6 separate regions of the Homo sapiens genome follow, and regions 1, 2, 3, 4 and 6 are each linked to region 5. Evidence: chromatin contacts called from ENCODE Hi-C or POLR2A ChIA-PET data. All regions are on one chromosome and are shown on one strand. Each heading gives the region's core, a stretch centred on a gene start or an enhancer-like site at or near the end of the contact. The rest is flanking DNA. Distances are from core to core; before and after follow the strand shown. Region 1 overlaps HCG27 (HLA complex group 27). Region 2 holds the start of VARS1 (valyl-tRNA synthetase 1). Region 3 holds the start of PSORS1C2 (psoriasis susceptibility 1 candidate 2). Region 4 holds the start of HSPA1B (heat shock protein family A (Hsp70) member 1B). Region 5 holds the start of HCP5 (HLA complex P5). Region 6 holds the start of PSORS1C3 (psoriasis susceptibility 1 candidate 3).

What was found. A loop is a pair of places that touch in the nucleus more often than their neighbours do. ChIA-PET counts read pairs that join two places held with the same protein, here RNA polymerase II (POLR2A). Pooled maps may share reads with other maps.
Region 1: a pooled map shows a loop between it and region 5 (7-fold over the local background). The contact joins the enhancer-like site here to the promoter of HCP5 in region 5. A Hi-C loop is called at or near these places in 3 of 168 maps with a recorded cell type or tissue (CD8-positive, alpha-beta T cell and IMR-90), 4 of 37 single-sample maps with no recorded cell type and 11 of 50 pooled maps. POLR2A ChIA-PET finds 5 or more read pairs at or near these places in 7 of 52 experiments (CD4-positive, alpha-beta T cell, CD4-positive, alpha-beta memory T cell, activated B cell and 4 more).
Region 2: a loop to region 5 is called in a pooled map, with 5 times the contacts of the local background. The contact joins the promoter of VARS1 here to the promoter of HCP5 in region 5. A Hi-C loop is called at or near these places in 2 of 50 pooled maps. POLR2A ChIA-PET finds 5 or more read pairs at or near these places in 2 of 52 experiments (MCF 10A and naive thymus-derived CD4-positive, alpha-beta T cell).
Region 3: a loop to region 5 is called in a pooled map, with 2.8 times the contacts of the local background. The contact joins the promoter of PSORS1C2 here to the promoter of HCP5 in region 5. A Hi-C loop is called at or near these places in 2 of 50 pooled maps. POLR2A ChIA-PET finds 5 or more read pairs at or near these places in 3 of 52 experiments (OCI-LY7, activated CD8-positive, alpha-beta T cell and naive thymus-derived CD8-positive, alpha-beta T cell).
Region 4: a loop to region 5 is called in a pooled map, with 5 times the contacts of the local background. The contact joins the promoter of HSPA1B here to the promoter of HCP5 in region 5. A Hi-C loop is called at or near these places in 5 of 50 pooled maps. POLR2A ChIA-PET finds 5 or more read pairs at or near these places in 2 of 52 experiments (PC-9 and activated T-cell).
Region 6: a loop to region 5 is called in a pooled map, with 3 times the contacts of the local background. The contact joins the promoter of PSORS1C3 here to the promoter of HCP5 in region 5. A Hi-C loop is called at or near these places in 2 of 168 maps with a recorded cell type or tissue (both CD8-positive, alpha-beta T cell), 2 of 37 single-sample maps with no recorded cell type and 10 of 50 pooled maps. POLR2A ChIA-PET finds 5 or more read pairs at or near these places in 7 of 52 experiments (CD4-positive, alpha-beta T cell, CD4-positive, alpha-beta memory T cell, activated B cell and 4 more).

What each region holds. Positions count from the first base shown.
Region 1 is chr6:31,202,754-31,205,456 of GRCh38, reverse strand. It overlaps HCG27 (HLA complex group 27), which reads right to left. Exons shown (of 2, transcript NR_026791.1): 2 at 1,489-2,703. Among named protein-coding and RNA genes, the nearest start is that of HCG27, 6.3 kb to the right of the region's middle. RefSeq lists enhancers at 1-101, 102-821, 822-1,541, 1,542-2,262, 2,421-2,703. Within about 2 kb of position 1,381, at least 33 of the 41 ENCODE cell types and tissues checked have a DNase peak (open chromatin) inside an H3K27ac peak, as active enhancers do; they include CD4-positive, alpha-beta T cell, CD8-positive, alpha-beta T cell and IMR-90, where a contact is called at or near this core.
Region 2 is chr6:31,794,449-31,797,148 of GRCh38, reverse strand. VARS1 (valyl-tRNA synthetase 1) reads left to right here and starts at 1,397. Exons shown (of 30, transcript NM_006295.3): 1 at 1,397-1,603; 2 at 1,899-2,318. The coding sequence starts at 1,932. RefSeq lists an enhancer at 945-1,799.
Region 3 is chr6:31,137,774-31,140,473 of GRCh38, reverse strand. PSORS1C2 (psoriasis susceptibility 1 candidate 2) reads left to right here and starts at 1,408. Exons shown (of 2, transcript NM_014069.3): 1 at 1,408-1,502; 2 at 2,168-2,700. The coding sequence starts at 1,448. The coding sequence ends at 2,523. It overlaps PSORS1C1 (psoriasis susceptibility 1 candidate 1), which reads right to left. Exons shown (of 6, transcript NM_014068.3): 4 at 2,015-2,044; 5 at 1,695-1,818; 6 at 382-833. The coding sequence ends at 542. RefSeq lists an enhancer at 1,908-2,700.
Region 4 is chr6:31,826,288-31,828,987 of GRCh38, reverse strand. It overlaps HSPA1B (heat shock protein family A (Hsp70) member 1B), which reads right to left and starts at 1,250. Exons shown (of 1, transcript NM_005346.6): 1 at 1-1,250. The coding sequence starts at 1,037. RefSeq lists enhancers at 229-857, 858-1,487, 1,511-2,322.
Region 5 is chr6:31,461,653-31,464,628 of GRCh38, reverse strand. It overlaps HCP5 (HLA complex P5), which reads right to left and starts at 1,449. Exons shown (of 2, transcript NR_040662.1): 1 at 1,350-1,449; 2 at 1-1,258. It also overlaps the pseudogene HLA-X. RefSeq lists enhancers at 1,383-1,677, 955-2,154.
Region 6 is chr6:31,184,890-31,187,589 of GRCh38, reverse strand. PSORS1C3 (psoriasis susceptibility 1 candidate 3) reads left to right here and starts at 1,273. Exons shown (of 3, transcript NR_152839.1): 1 at 1,273-1,564. RefSeq lists enhancers at 763-1,350, 1,351-1,940.

The DNA of each region.
Region 1 (2,703 bases), core at 132-2,631, 260 kb after region 5:
GTATTTTTAGTAGAGATGGGGTTTCTCCATGTTGGTCAGGCTGGTCTCAAAATCCCAACCTCAGGTGATCTGCCCACCTCGGCCTCGCAAAGTGCTGAGATTACAGGTGTAAGCCATCGCACCCACCTATTATCTTTTAATTTATACAGTTTCAAAATATTCCAATGTTTAGTATATACCCTAGAGGTGTTTCAGTGACAGTAGAGGAGGTGGCTTTCTAGGTAACAAGAGAATCCTGCAACCACAGAAACATGTACCAAAATCCAGGAGGTCATCGGCATCCCTGTGAGCTAAGCCGGACGATGGAGTCCAGGGTGTTCCCTTGAATCCCCATGAAACTGAGGCCCTAGGAGGTCATGGGCATTTGCCATGCACCATTCTAGGTCTCACTGGTGCTGGACGTCTCCAAGCTGAACTGAAGTGATCTCTGCTGCCAGCCGGGGAGCCTGGATGTCTCACCAACAAGCCCTTCCTTATTTCACTGATCTGCCATTTTTAATGTCCAGTCATCATGCTTGGAATGCCTGGTTATAGTCCCCATGACTACACATCCATGTGGCCACACATCCTGCACTCAACATGGATGGCCTCTTGGAACGTCTCCTGTTCTCAGAGGAGACGTTCAGAACACACTCCTCTGAGACTCAGAGGAGTCTCAGAACACACAGAGCCTGGAGGAATGGGGACTGTTGGCAAAAGTAGATCTAATGTGTCCCTCAAGGTGAACAAAAATCTTTGAAGAGATTACTTGATTAACAAACAAGTGCTGGGCGCGGTGGCTCATGTCTGTAATCCCAGCACTTTGGGAGGCCAAGGTGGGCTGATCATAAGGTCAGGAGTTCGAGACCAGCTGAGCCAGTATGGTGAGACCCCGACTCTATTGAAAATACAAAAATTAGCCGGGCGTGATGGTGCACGCCTGTAATCCCAGCTACTTGGGAGGCTGAGGCAGGAGAATCGCTTGAGCCCAGGAGGTGGAGGTTGCAGTGAGCCGAGATAGAGCCACTGCACTCCAGTCTGGGTGACAGAGTGAGACTCTTGTCTCAAAAAAAAAAAAAAAAAAAAAGTTACAATAGCCAGTAAGTACAGATCAGGTGCAGTCCTGGGAGGAACAGCAAAACAAAAAGTGAAACAGAAGCAGCAAAAGTCCCAAGGCTGAATAATCAGGGCGTTCCATCCAAATAAGGTAATTGTAAACACTGTAAAAGCAGCAGCCAAATGGAAAGCAATCACAATTAGTTGCTCAAAGAATGTGAGTGAGTTAAAAGGTCCTCCCCCAAAACCTTAATAGATCTGGGGAAAGCAGTGATAGTCAATCAGGGGTCTCTGGCTGCCATAGTACTCACCAGTAGTGAAGGGAAACTGAAACCAACGAAGCAGACAAACCTCTGAGTCATGGCACCGGAAATGTTGACGGCTGTTGTAATACCTTGGTTCTTGACTTCTTCATTTAAAAGAATTTAAACAAGAAACACGCAGCAAAGGAGATGAAGTACAAAGCAATTTATTACAAAGGAAAAATATTATTTTGAAAGTTAAGTGCAAAATAAACTGTACACCCTGAGAGGATTCAGGGTGGGCTGCTCCTAAGGATGAGACAGCATTGATCACTGCTGGAGAAACTCCCTTTATGGGAGTCTTACATGATTATTCACAGGAGGTGGGTGGGAAGAGGTGTTACTAGCAAGCATGTTCTGGGCGGTCTTCTGGGTGCACGTGTGCAGTAGCTGTACATGCTTGTTCATACATCTCATGACTCATTAGCATCTTAAATCTCCACCCAGGGCTGTGTTTTTTTTCACTATTGTGATGAGCAAAGGGTCAGTCTGAGAACAGGTGGAAATGCACGTGTTCTGTACAGGGTAAACTCCCTATTGGAGATAGCTTTGCTTGAATGAGCTGGACTACAATGTGAATGCTAGAGTTTATTGTGTTGATTGTGTGGTCATCACCAGTCGCTATGTCCCGAGGACATGTTTACTTTTTTCATTACCTATACTTCCTCAATTCCAACACCTGCCTGAGCTTACACAGGCAAATAAATGACTCATTTCAGCACCACCTTAGAGCTTATTCAGTGCAGCCTTTGACATCCCTCAGAGGAGAAGTTTTCCAAGCATGATTTTATTTTGTAAAGCCTCCGTTTTTTCAGCCTGCAGAGCTGAGACATTGATAATTTTATTCTCAAATATTTAGAGACTTTCTTATAAGATTTTCACATCTTGGTAACAAATTTCACTTACAAAATTTGCCAGAATAGGCAAAAGGAAAGAGACAGCAGGAGGGATCACTAAGATTTTTCTTTCCTGTGGAGTATTTTACTGTTCCTGCTTCTCTTTTCACTTTCCTGGGCTTGGGGGAAGGGCAGCTCCCTCGGACCATGAAAGAAAAATGGTAATACGGAAACATCTGTCTTTATCGCCTCCCCCAACCCTTCCACTCTGCTCTGGCTGTGCCCATTCTCCCTCCCACCCCCTGGCCCATAAGCCTTTTCCTTCTCCCAACCTCACCGAGAGCCCAAACTCTCACCTACAGCTGGCTCCTCAGTGGGAACTGAGTCATTACCTGCTAAAGGGTAGAAGAGGAGAGAGAGAGGCCAGAGCCTGGGGATGGGGCAGAAGGTGCGGCAGGAAGGAAGGTTAGAGTGAGAAAAATTTCCAAATAAGGGGTGATGTGTGAGTGCTCAGAGGGTGACTGAGGACA
Region 2 (2,700 bases), core at 148-2,647, 330 kb before region 5:
TGTCCTTCCATTAATGTGATAGTGTCATAAGATACATTTCATGCTACCAGACTTCACCAATCCAACCAAATCAGTTCATGTTTTCTGAATATGTATAGAAGATAAATACAAGTGATGTAATTTATATTTTAGAGAAAAGTTGTGACTGGGAATTACTAAACTTCATTCACTCATTCAGCAAATATGAGTTCATGATACAGATGAGACTTCTCAGCCTTAAGGGACCCTTAGAGACCATCTAGTGTGACCCTCCTTTTTGTTTTTGAGACGGGAGTCTCACTCTGTTGCCCAGGGTGGAGTGCACTGGCTTGGTCTGGCTCACTGCAACCTCCGCCTCCCGGTTCAAGCGATTCTCCTGCCACAGCTCCTGAGTAGCTGGGATTACAGATGCCCACCACCATGCCCGGCTAATTTTTTTTTTTTTTTTTTTTTTTTGAGATGGAGTCTCACTTTGTCACCCAGGCTGGACTGCAGTGGTGTGATCTTAGCTCTGCAATCTCCGCCTCCCAGGTTCAAGTGATCTTCTTGCCTCAGCTTCCCAAGTAGCTGGGCTTACAGGTGTGTGCCACCACGCCTGGCTAATTTTTGTATTTTTACAAATACTGCAGCTCTGTCGCCAGGCTGGAGTGCAGTGGCACGATCTCAGTTCACTGCAACCTCAACCTCCAGGGTTCAAGCAATTCCCTGCCTCAGGCTCCGGGGTAGCTGGGATTACAGGCGCCTGCCACCACACCTGGCTAATTTTTGTATTTTTAGTAGAGACGGGGTTTCACCATCTTGGCCTGGCTGGTCTTGAACTCCTGACCTGGTGATCCACCCGCCCTGGCCTCCCAGAGTGCTGGGATTACAGGCGTGAGACGGGCTTTCACCACCTTGGCCAGGCTAGTCTTGAACTTCTGACCTCAGGTGATCCGCCCACCTCGGCCTCCCAAAGTGCTGGGATTATAGGCGTGAGCCACTGCGCCCGGCCGTCACCCTTTTTTCATACATGAGGAGATGAGGCTCAAAGAGGAAGCTGGACGCCAGGGCCTCGGCAAATGGACCTCCCCTTCGGTCCTCATCAGGCGGCTCCCTGCTGGGCACCTCCCCGCTACCGGGTGGGGAACGCCCTCCACCGGCAGGGCCGGCCGACCCTCTTGGGCCAGTTCCCTAGCTGCCCGCTGGGCGCCGCCCTCGCCACCCGGCCGAGGACCCGCACAAGGTGCCCGTGGCGGCGCCTGACGGGAGCGTCGTGCTCAGGGGTGTCCTCTCGTCCTGCGTCCGCGCCCAGCGCCCCGCGCCCCGCGCTGTTCCTCGTGAGACCGGCGGGCGGCGAGCCGCGCGGCCCCCGGGGCAGTGTCGGACACGGCGGGCGCGCACTCGCAGGCGGGGCACGGCCGCCCCCGCCAGGACCCGCAGGCCCGGAAACGCTCCCTGTCACAAAGGGGGGAACACGTGGGCGCCGGCTGCCGGGGCGGCGATCTTAGGGAACTAGGGTCACCTGGAGAGCCGCCCACCGTCTCTGCCCGCTCGACTCCTCCGCCCGGGCCGCTCGGCCGGTCCAGCCGCGGCCGGCGCCTGGCTGTGAGGTGGATTCCCGGCCCAGTCTGACCATCTCCCTCCAGTACGTACACGCGGCTCGAACCCGCATCCAACCAGACGCCGACCCGCTCCTGAGAGCCTTCCACACTCCCCGAAGCCCCGCGATGGTGGATAGTTCCTCTTCCCCAGGAACTCCCCACTGACACTGCCCCTCTGAGAGCCAGGTCCTCGGCTCCTGACAGCCTGCCTGGTCAGACCCTCAGTCCTATGGGACTCGGGTGTCTGCGGCGAAGGAGCTCCCGTGAGGGTCCCCTCTCTACTCAAACATAGGACCCACCTCGATCCCGCAGTCTTCCCCTGTCTCTCTTTCTCCTTAGGTTTTTCCACTTCGTTCGGACCTTCTCATAACTATGTCCACCCTCTACGTCTCCCCTCACCCAGATGCCTTCCCCAGCCTCCGAGCCCTCATAGCCGCTCGCTATGGGGAGGCTGGGGAGGGTCCCGGATGGGGAGGAGCCCACCCCCGCATCTGTCTCCAGCCACCCCCGACTAGCAGGACTCCCTTTCCCCCACCCCGCCTGCCGGCCCTGGAGCAGGGGCCCGGTGGGCTCTGGGTGTGGGGGGCCACGGCTGTGGCCCAGCTGCTGTGGCCAGCAGGCCTGGGGGGCCCAGGGGGCAGCCGGGCGGCTGTCCTTGTCCAACAGTGGGTCAGTTACGCCGACACGGAGTTAATACCAGCTGCCTGTGGAGCAACGCTGCCGGCCCTGGGACTCCGAAGCTCGGCCCAGGACCCCCAGGTGAGGGGGTTGTACAGAAGAGGGGGAGGGGAGAAATTCAGAGGAGGGAAGCGAGGACTGGAATGGACAATGAGACAAGAAGGTAGTACATCAGATGTGGGAAAAGAGTGATCAAATCCCAGATTGCCAACTGGTATGGTAACCCTGGGCACGTTTCATAGACCCGCTGTGTCTTGGTCTTCCTATGTCTATGAACACGCAGGCAAGTTGATGTAATGCTTGCCTCACTGAGTTAATAGGATTAAAAGATGTGCGCAGAGCACATAGTTTAGTGCCAGGCACTTTTAAAGTCTCTTAGTAAAAGTTTGATGAGTCTGAAATTGATGAGGATAGAAGTTATTTGAATTGTAGGAAAAGACTGGGTGAGGGAGAGATGACAATT
Region 3 (2,700 bases), core at 159-2,658, 320 kb after region 5:
CTAATATTTTTGTATTTTTAGTAGAGACGGGGTTTCTCCATGTTGGTCAGGCTGGTCTTGAACTCCCGACCTCAGGTGATCCGCCCGCTTCGGCCTCCCAAAGTGCTGGGATTACAGGCGCGAGCCACCACACCAGGCCCGCGTGATGTATATTTTAAGACCTCTTTTGCTGGTGGAGGACAGGCTTTGTGTGAGGGGGAGGGATAAACAGTGGGAGCAAGGGGGCCAATTAGAAGGGTGTTGGGGAGGCTCAGGGGAGATGGTGGCTCAGGATGATGGGCTGGGTTTGGACAGGGTGTGGAGGGGCTTGCAGGTGGATGGTGGAGGAGTGTAACGAAGGTTTCTGGGTGAGCCCTGGAGGGAACAGATGAGATCACGCCATTGCATAATAAGGTGTTCCTTACTGTGGGGTAGCGGACCAGGCAGGGAACAACCTGGGAGGAATCAAATTTTATTTTGGACATGTTACTTCTGAAAGGCTAACAGACTTCCAGGCAGAAAGGTCCTTGAGGGAAACGTTCTAGGGGTCTCTCTGGGAGGCTTAGATCAAGGAGCTGAGACCAAAAGGAGAATGGGAGGGAGGAGACGAGTACAATAGAGTTGGAGCCAAGGTCCTAGAGGCGGATAGGTGGATTCCTGAGGGAGGAGGAAGGGGCTGAGGTTGCTGGAGCCTGGCAGCTTCTTCCGGAGCCATTGGCAGGACTGATGCAAACAGCTCTGGGTGGGAAGAGGGAACCAGGATATCCTCCTGTGTCCTTCCTTTTCTGCAGTCATCCTGGGTGGCTGCCAGATGGAATTCCTTGGATATCATTGCTTGGAGGTCCCCTGCATGCCTGAAGAAGGACATGGTGGAGAGCAGGATGCCTGGATCCCATGGGGGAAGGGAAGTGCCCAGGAAAGCACGAAGCCCCAGGGGGAGCTTTCAGTGCGGGGGTGAGTGGGGAGGCTGGGGTAGTAGCTGACACTGTCCCAGCTGCATCCCAGGTTTGAAAAGCACCTCCTCCCTCAGCGCAGGCATCCTGCCTCCCAACCCTGTAATTACGGTGCTTCCCAACGCCCATCGCGTGGTTTGCTCCCATTCTTTGGCTTCCAATAGTTGCAAGGGATGAAGGTGGACATCTCTGTGATTACGGAGATGCCAAGTGGGTATTGACTGCTCCAGGATGTGGATGGAGGGTGTGAAAACCAGGGTGGGGTGACGCAGGCTCTGGGTCATGATAGGGAGAGCAGGCAGCTGGGTCCTGGGCTGGAGGACTAAAATAAGGGACGCCACCTTCAGGGGTGACACATCAGCCCAGGCCTTCCCAACGGGTTTGACCAGTTCTGTTCTGATGGTATTCCTGTGCCACTGGGCTGGTCCCTCCTCCACTCCTCCCCTATAAAGCCTCTTGGGGTTCCCAGGCACCCAGACTCAGCCCACCCCAGCTTTGGGGGCCAGTACATAGCCATGATCCTCAACTGGAAGCTCCTGGGGATCCTGGTCCTTTGCCTGCACACCAGAGGTGAGGTGGGAACAGAGGCAGGGACTGCAGTTTGGGGTGATGAGGGATACTCAAGATGGCGGAGGTGAACTGGACGCATGGGGTTGGGGACAGGAATTCAGGGGACGCAGAAGGTGCATCTGGCTCACCAGAAATGGCTTTCTGGACACATTGGGTGGGGGACATGGTGCAGAAGGTGCATTTGGCTCTCACCAGAAATGGTTTGCTGGCTCCATGTGGCAAAGTCGGTCAGGATTAACGTGGGGGGGACGAGTTTCCTCGGAGCTGGGATCTGTGTTAAGGAGCTGGGGTCCTTGTAAAGCTGGGGTCTGTGTGCCTGGGGGCCAAGGTGTAACCCACTTTGGGTTGCAGGTTGGCCTGAGGACAAAGCTAGTGGGGTACCCCAACCAGGGGTGGATGGAGCTTATTTGGAGAAGTCTGGTCAGTTTAAAGTGGGTCAAGTGAACGGTTCAGATCCATCGGGGGTAGGGGTTCATGACATTTTACCATCAGTTAAGTATTTACAAACCTACCGAGAGCTCTTTGAGAGTGACTTTTTTGGTCTGTTTGTGGGTCAGTTCAGGCTGCGTCCATCCAGACAGGCTCCTCCTCCTGGGGCTGGGGCTGGGTGGGGCTGGGGAGAGAAGCCCTCACCACCTCTTACCTTTCTCCTTCCTCCTTTACAGGCATCTCAGGCAGCGAGGGCCACCCCTCTCACCCACCCGCAGAGGACCGAGAGGAGGCAGGCTCCCCAACATTGCCTCAGGGCCCCCCAGTCCCCGGTGACCCTTGGCCAGGGGCACCCCCTCTCTTTGAAGATCCTCCGCCTACCCGCCCCAGTCGTCCCTGGAGAGACCTGCCTGAAACTGGAGTCTGGCTCCCTGAACCGCCTAGAACGGATCCTCCTCAACCTCCCCGGCCTGACGACCCTTGGCCGGCAGGACCCCAGCCCCCAGAAAACCCCTGGCCTCCTGCCCCTGAGGTGGACAACCGACCTCAGGAGGAGCCAGACCTAGACCCACCCCGGGAAGAGTACAGATAATGGAGTCCCCTCAGCCGTTCTGTTCCCAGGCATCTCCAGGCACCCACGCCCTCTCCACCCTCTGATTCCCCGTGAATTCTTCCCAATTTAGCCTGTCTCCTTAAACCTCTTCCTCATTCCCTCGGTTTTATTCTGAACCCGTAAGGTGGTGTTCTCAATATTTCCTGTCCCCTCCTG
Region 4 (2,700 bases), core at 1-2,500, 360 kb before region 5:
ACCTTGGGGATGCGGGTGGAGCCCCCGACCAGGACCAGGTCGTGAATCTGGGCCTTGTCCAGCTTGGCGTCGCGCAGAGCCTTCTCCACGGGCTCCAGGGTGCTTCGGAACAGGTCGGAGCACAGCTCCTCGAACCTCGCCCTGGTGATGGACGTGTAGAAGTCGATGCCCTCAAACAGGGAGTCGATCTCCAGGCTGGCCTGGGTGCTGGACGACAGGGTCCTCTTGGCCCTCTCGCAGGCGGTGCGCAGCCGCCTCACGGCTCGCTTGTTCTGGCTGATGTCCTTCTTGTGTTTTCTCTTGAACTCCTCCACGAAGTGGTTCACCAGCCTGTTGTCAAAGTCCTCCCCACCCAGGTGGGTGTCCCCGGCCGTGGCCTTCACCTCGAAGATGCCGTCGTCGATCGTCAGGATGGACACGTCGAAGGTGCCCCCGCCCAGGTCAAAGATGAGCACGTTGCGCTCCCCCTTGCCCGTTCTGTCCAGGCCGTAGGCGATGGCGGCGGCCGTGGGCTCGTTGATGATCCGCAGCACGTTGAGCCCCGCGATCACACCCGCATCCTTGGTGGCCTGGCGCTGCGAGTCGTTGAAGTAGGCCGGCACGGTGATCACCGCGTTGGTCACCGGGTAGCCCAGGTACGCCTCGGCGATCTCCTTCATCTTGGTCAGCACCATGGACGAGATCTCCTCGGGGTAGAATGCCTTGGTCTCCCCCTTGTAGCTCACCTGCACCTTGGGCTTGTCTCCGTCGTTGATCACCTGGAAAGGCCAGTGCTTCATGTCCGACTGCACCACCGGGTCGCCGAACTTGCGGCCAATCAGCCGCTTCGCGTCAAACACGGTGTTCTGCGGGTTCAGCGCCACCTGGTTCTTGGCCGCATCCCCGATGAGCCGCTCGGTGTCCGTGAAGGCCACGTAGCTGGGGGTGGTGCGGTTGCCCTGGTCGTTGGCGATGATCTCCACCTTGCCGTGTTGGAACACCCCCACGCAGGAGTAGGTGGTGCCCAGGTCGATGCCGATCGCCGCGGCTTTGGCCATGCCGGTGCCCTGCTCTGTGGGCTCCGCTCTGAGACTGGGGGCTGGAAACGGCGGACGGGATCCGCGACAAGAGCTCAGTCCTTCGGAACGCCGGAAACTCAACACGCCGGTGCCTGCAGCCGCACAGGTTCGCTCTGGAAAGCCTTGGGACCGCGGGAGTCACTCTCGAAAGACGAAGCGGACCCTCGCAGCAGCTCCTCAGGCTGGCCGTTTTCCGGACCGCGCGCCCCTCGGCTTTTATAAGTCGTCGTGGAGACCCGCCTTTCCCCTTCTGAGCCAATCACCAAGCTCGATGAGGCTGCCAGGTCGGGAATATTCCAGGGGTTTCGCCTCCCGTCCTGCCCCCCAGCCTTCCTTGGACCAATCAGAGGGCAGGGTGCCGCCCTCTGCTCAGAACTCTCCAGAGTCTTCTGGGATTCACTGGAGGGGACAGGGGCCCTGAGAGAAAGGGGGAGTGGTGGTGGGAAGGGTGTTGGTCTCCATGGCGATGCTGGCCGCCTGCCCTTCAGTAGGTAATTGACAGGAAGGGCCCGCTCTGGGCGGTGCGAGATTGGTCGGATGACTTTGGAGACAACCAGAACCCGAAAGTTACCTTGTTTCTCGAAGGAGGCGGTGCATCGATGTGCCTGGGAAACTCTGATTGGACTGTGTCTGTGAAGGACGGAGCAGCCTTGGGTCCTTTCTCCGAGGCACCTAATGGCCTAGTCTGCCTGAGAAACGGACCGGCTCTCCCGGATGTTTTTTCCGTCTTAATGGGAAGGAGAAGGAAAGAGATAATGCAATATAGTTTTTGACATAATCTTTAACCTACAAGGATAGAACAACTGGGAATAGGAGCCTTTAAATTTTCACAAGGAAAGCAGTTGTGTAAACAGGCAGTTCTTAGCAAGACAGGGGCACCCATCCAAGGAGGAAGGGAGGCGCTGGTCGGGTAATGGGAGCAGTGGGTCCGCCGCACCCCTGTCCCCGCCCTCAGCCGCTCCCCTCAGCTGCAACCAGGAGTTAGAAAAAAATTTTCCTTAGTATGTAGGCCGTCCTTAAGGCATTTGGGATTCCTCCATTTCCCTCCCCATTCCTAGCTTGGGGTCTGGGACACCTCCTTCCTACTTTCTCAATTCCTGGTTCACTCCTGGACGGTGTGTAGAAGTAGGACCTCACAGTCCCGAGTAAGATTTTCTGTCTGTCCCTGAAACCCCTAGGCTGTTACCGTTTTTAGGTCAAATTTAACAAGATGGTGACCCTGGGAGGGAGGTGCGGGGGGTGTTTAGCTCTCTTTAACATCACATACTACAGCTGTTTGGCAGGTGGCCCTCTTTAAGCAAACTGTGTGGAGTGATGCTGGAAAGCAGGAGGGGTTGGGACCCAGGTTCTAGTTACTAGCTCCTCTTAACACCTCAGGTTATGTGTCTTAAGTTTGTTGTTTTCGTTTTGAGACAGTCTCGCTCTGTCGCCCAAGCTGGAGTGCAGTGGCGTGATCTCGGCTCACTGCAACCTCCGCCTCCCGGGTTTAAGCAATTCTCCTACCTCAGCCTCCTGAGTAGCTAGGATTACAGGCGTGCGCCACCACGCCTGGCTAATTTTTGTATTTTTAGTAGAGACAGGGTTTCCCCATGTTGGTCAGGCTGGTCTCGAACTCCTGACCTCGTGATCCGCCCATGTTGGT
Region 5 (2,976 bases), core at 200-2,699:
AGGAGTTGACTACATTGCACTCCTTCCATCCTGGAAGGGCCAGAGGTTCATCTTCACAGGGATAGGCACCTATTCCATAGGTGGGTTTTCCTGTCCTGCTCTCAGACCCTCAGCCAGCACCACTCTCTGGGGGCTGTTGATATTCCTGATCCACAGGCTTGGCACTGCTCTCCGTGCAGTATCTTCGTGGGGGACCCACTTGACAGCGAAGGAGGTGCAGTGTGGCCATGCTGTGGGACCCACTGGTCCTATCACCATCTGCACCAACCAAGGGCTGCTGGCCATAAAGAATGTTGAAAAGAGCTTCTATAGGCACAGCTCAACGCCAGCTTGCAGGAAGCACTCTGCGGGTGGGAGGGTGCCATCTTTCAGGACATGGTGCATTTTAAAAATCAAAGACATCTCTACAGTTCTGTAATCTCAGTAGGAAGAACACGTGGGTCCAGATACCAAGGGGTGGAAGTGGATGTGGCTCCATATCCCATTCCTTCAACTCACCTGTCGTGGGATTTTGCACTTCTCTCCCAAAACCACACTCTGCAGGGTAGAAGGTCCTGGATTCTAAAGGAGGGTACCCTTAAAAGGGGACAAATGAGTGCCCATTGAACTACACATTACAGCTGCCACAGGGGAATTGGACAGTATGTGTCCAGAGACCAGCGGGTGAGAAGAGGAGTCCCCTCCTCTCCAGGCACAGGTAATAGATCCTGATCCCCAGGAGGAGGCATGGCTGCTGTCACACAATGAGGGTAGGAGGAGTTCGTGTGGAACCCAGGGATCCCCTTGGGGGCCTCCTGGTTCCCCTTGTCCCATTGTAAGTGTGAGGAGAATCGTCCAGCCACCCAACCTGAGAGGGTTTGATTTCCAAGAGCCCAGACCCCTCAGGAAGGAAGATTTCAGTCGCATTTCCAGGTAATTTCCCAAGGCCTCGTTCCTGTGCTCTGACATCCTCAGCAGCATTGGTGCAGAGGCCCTACTTCTCTCAGGCTGTTCCCAGCGGGTGATGGGTCACACCAGGGACACCAAAGCAGGACCATTCCTGGGACACAGAGGACTCCTTTGATGGCCAATAGTGGCTGGAGGACTCTTCCACGGCCTTGATCAACTCTCCTTAGATTACCTGTGTTCTAGAATGCATCCAAAACACCTTCTCTCCTTCTGCCCATCACTTGGGGGCACACTTGCATCTCAGTCTATTGCCTTTTCCAGAGTTGTAATGTAAAAATGAGATCATTTCTGCCTTGATTGTAATTGTAATCTGTAATTAAATATATGTGCAGATTTACTCCTCCGGGCGGGCCCCTCGCTCCTTCCCGCAGAGGCTTTTTCCCTCCCGACCCCGCACTCACCTGCCCAGGTCTGGATCAGGGCCACGGCTCCCGAGAACAGCAGGAGGAGGGTTCGGGACTCCATGACCCGCAACCTTGGCGTCTGGGGAGAATCTGAGTCCCGGTGGGCCGGCGAGGACTTTAGAACCAGGAACCGCGGCGACACTGATTGGCTGATCTAGGAACCCAACACCCAATGGAAGTGAGAACTGAGGCCGCATCATGAGTATCCAGGTAAAAGGACCTGACACAGGTTGGGAAAGGTGGAAGAGAGAGAGCGGAGCTCGGGAAACCCCAAAGCTGAGCCGGCCCATCCCAGGCACCGCCCTCGGGGCCTGAAGCCCAGAGAGCCAAGCTCCGGGCCCTGGGACTTGGCTCTTACCCCCTTCTTTTATATCAAACGCTCTGTCTCAATGTCTCCCCGAATCTTGGCCCCGGAGCTGTCTGAGAAACCAGAGAAAAACCCTCAGCATGGGCTCAGTCCCTCTCCCTTCACTTTTCATCCCAGAATCCCCCTCCCTGAACTGGACTTCCTGCCTCCCATTCCTTGCCTGTCCCCCTGGACTCTTCTAGAAGAGAGCTCACCCAGGCAGCTTGATGCCACAGAGTGAGCTTCTCCTGGGAATGGAGGGAAAGACGGGGGTTGTTTTTTCTTTAAATCTGAAAAAGTTGTGCACCTGGGGATTTATGTGGTCTTTTGTCTTTGCAGGTATTTGTTTAGAAACAAAAGAAAGGCAGTTTTTCCATGACTCAGATTAATCTGGAGCAAATCCCTGGAACACTGATCAGCAGTCCCCTTTGACCCCTGCAGCAGTCTTGGGCACTGTGACTTTTTCTCTCAGGCCTTGTTCTCTGACTCATACTCAGTGTGTGTGGGGGTCTGATTCCAGCTCTTCTGAGTCCCTCGGTCTCCACTCAGGTCAGGACCAGAAGTCACTGTTCCTCCCTCAGATACTGGAACTTTCCAAGGAATAGGAGATTATCCCAGGTGCCTGTGTCCAGGCTGGTGTCTGGGTTCTGTGCTCCCTTCCCCACCTCAGGTGTCCTGTCCATTCTCAGGATGGTCACGTGAGTGCTGCTGGAGTGTCCCATGAGGAGTGCAAAGTGCCTGAATTTTCTGATTCTACATTTTTATTTGCCCCAGAGAAAGAATCCACAGTCCACCCTAGGTCCCTCCTAGAAACAAGGGTGTCTGCCTTACAGAAAGATATAAGCGCAGAAGCCTCTGTCTCTATGGAGATGAGGTGTGCCGTCCTCCCAGCACGTGGACATGCGGATGTGCTCACCAACTGGGAAGTTCTCCAAAACTCACTGTCTAGAGGTGTCTATGGAAGTTTCATTGTGTAGGCAAGATTGGTGAAATCATTGGCCATTGATGACTGAGCTCAACTTCCAGCCCCCTTTTCTTCCCCAGAGGATGGGGATGGCAGTGAAAGTTCCAATCCTCTAATCACAGCTGGTGTTTCTGGCAAGCAGCCTCCATCCTGAAACTATCTAGGAGCCCCTCACCCCATAGTCATCTCATTGCCATATTAAAATCATGCTTATCACTGAGGGACTGCAAGCGTTTTAGGACCTGCCTGTCAGGGACTAGGGGCAAAGACCAAATATATTTATTGGATCACAGATCACTTCCTGGTCTTTAACC
Region 6 (2,700 bases), core at 24-2,523, 280 kb after region 5:
TCTACTAAAAATACAAAAAATTAGCCAGGCATGGTGGTGCATGCCTGTAGTCCCAGCTACTCGTGAGGCTGAGGCAGGAGAATCACTTGAACCCGGGAGGTGGAGGTTGCAGTGAGCTGAGATCTCACTCCAGCCTGGGTGACAGAGTGAGACTCCGTCTCAAAATAAATAAATAAAATCGGTGAGAAGCTCACTTCCTAAACCACAAACCCTCCTCAAATAATCAGAATTGTCTACTCTCATCTACCCTGCACCCCGTACTCTCCCTCTCTCCACAGTGGCTGAAAGAATGATGGGGAAGAGAGGAAGAAGAAATTGCCTTAGGCCTTCTCCCTCTTCTAGGGTCTCTGTCTTTCCACTATTTTCTTTTAAAAACTTTTTGCTTTTTTTTTTTTTTTTTTTTGAGACACAGTCTCACTCTGTCACCCAGCCTGGAGTGCAGTGGCATGATCTCGACTCACTGCAACCTCCCCCTCCCAGGTTCAAGCCATTCCCTTTCCTCAGCCTCCCGAGTAGCTGGGACTACGGGTGCGTGCCACCATGCCCAGCTAATTTTCGTATTTTTAGTAGAGATGGAGTTTCACCATGTTGGCCAGGCTTGTCTTAAACTACTGACCTCAAGTGATCCACCCACCTCAGCCTCCCAAAGTGCTGGGATTACAGGCGTGAGCCACCATGCCCGGCCAAAAACCTTTTACATGAGCAGGTTTGTTATAGAAGTAAATTGCCTGTCATGGGGATTTGGTATACAGATTAGTTAATCCCCCATGTAATTCTTTCCACCATTTATTTACCTTTCTCCACAGCAGCCTATTCCCTTTGAGGGAAGAGAGAGACCCTTTCGTATTGTTTTATATTGCTTTATACTCAGTACCTGTTTTAAGAAAAAACAAGGAAGTAAAACCAAAGACAGGCAGCCTGGCGCCAGGCCCGAAACCAGGCCTGGGCCTGCCTGGCCTAAACCCAGTAGTTAAAAATCAACCCATGACTTAGAACGCGATGTTATTCCTAGATTCCAGACATTGTATAGAAGAACATTGTGACACTCCCTGCCCTGTTCTGTTTCTCTCTGACCACCAGTGCATGCAGCCCCTGTCACGTACCACCTGCGTACTCAAATCAATCACGACACTTTCATGTGAAATCTTTAGTGTTGTGAGACCTTAAAAGGGACAGAAATTGTGCATTCAGGGAGTTTGGATTTTAAGGCAGTAGCTTGCCGATGCTCGCAGCTGAATAAAGCCCTTCCTTCTACAACTCGGTGTCTGAAAGGTTTTGTCTGGGGCTCGTCCTGCTACATTTCTTGGTTCCCTGAACAGGAAGCGAGGTAACTGACGGACGGCCAAGGCAGCCCCTTGGGTGGCTTAGGCCTGCCCTGTGGAGCATCCCTGCGGTGGACTCTGGCCAGCCTGAGTGACGCGATCCAAAGAGCGCTCCCGGGTAGGAAATTCCCCGGGTGGAACGCCTCGCCAGAGCAGCACGTAGCAGGCCCCCGAGGAGGATTAACACACTGGCTGAACACTGGGAAGGAACTGGCACTTGGAGTCCGGACATCTGAAACTTGGTAAGACTAGTCTTTGGAACTTGCCCCACTCCATCTGAGTGGAAGCATGGCCTGATCACCCATGGTGTGCCTGTACTGGCACTTTTATTCTGGTTTTGACTTGACTTAGATTGTGTGATACTTTGGTTTTGGTTTTGGTTTTGACCTGGCTTGGGTTTTTGGATACTCTGATTTTGGTTTGGTGTAAACTGCAAAAGTGTGTGTGCCCTGTTTTTTTGTTTTGTAGTGCACGTGTGGTGTGAGCGTGGTGTTTTGTCTCGAAGAAGCATGGGTCAGGCACAAATAAGCCCACCCCACTAGGAACTATGTTAAAAAAAATTTTTTTTCAAGAAAGAATTTAAGGGAGATTACGATGTTACTGTGACACCAGGAAAACTTAGAACTTGTGAAATAGACTGGCCAGCATTAGAGGTGGGTTGGCCATCAGAAGGAAGCCTGGACAGGTCCCTTGTTTCAAAGGTATGACACAAAGTAACCTGTAAGCCAAGGCATCCAGACCAGTTTCTGTACATAGACAGTTACAGCTGGTTTTAGACCCCCTTCCCCCTACAGTAGTTAAGAGAACAGTAGCATAAGCATCTGGCAGAGGCAAGGAAAGACCAGCAGAGAGAAAAAAAGGCCATCTATACCAATTCTAAGTTAATTTAGACTAAACAAGGTCTTATTAATAGCAAAGGATAATTGAAATCCCAAACTTACAAGGTTTTCAACAAAAGTGAAGTTTGCTAAAAATTAACAGTATAACATGTATTATGGTAACTTCTAATCTTGTGGCCTTAGACAGTCTAGTCCAAAGACAAAAAAAAAGTTCACTTTAAAAAAAAAAAGCGGGGGAGGCAGAATTTATGTAAAAAGAGTGTTATATGGTAAATTCTTGTCCTGAAATAAATTAACTGGTTGTTTAAAGAAAAAAAAATGTTTGTAATAAGTCAGAAAGTTGAGACATGTTGAAGAATTGTCGGCGAAAGTCGTGAAAGAAAAAATGTTATAAAAAAATTTATGCAAAAAATATTGTGTAATTTAAAAGTAATAAGGCCTCCTGAGTACTATTTAAAAAAAAAAACAGTTTATGTGCAAGGTGTATAAGAAAAGTAAAATATACCTTTGGTAAAAAGATTATAAGGAGGCATAAGAAT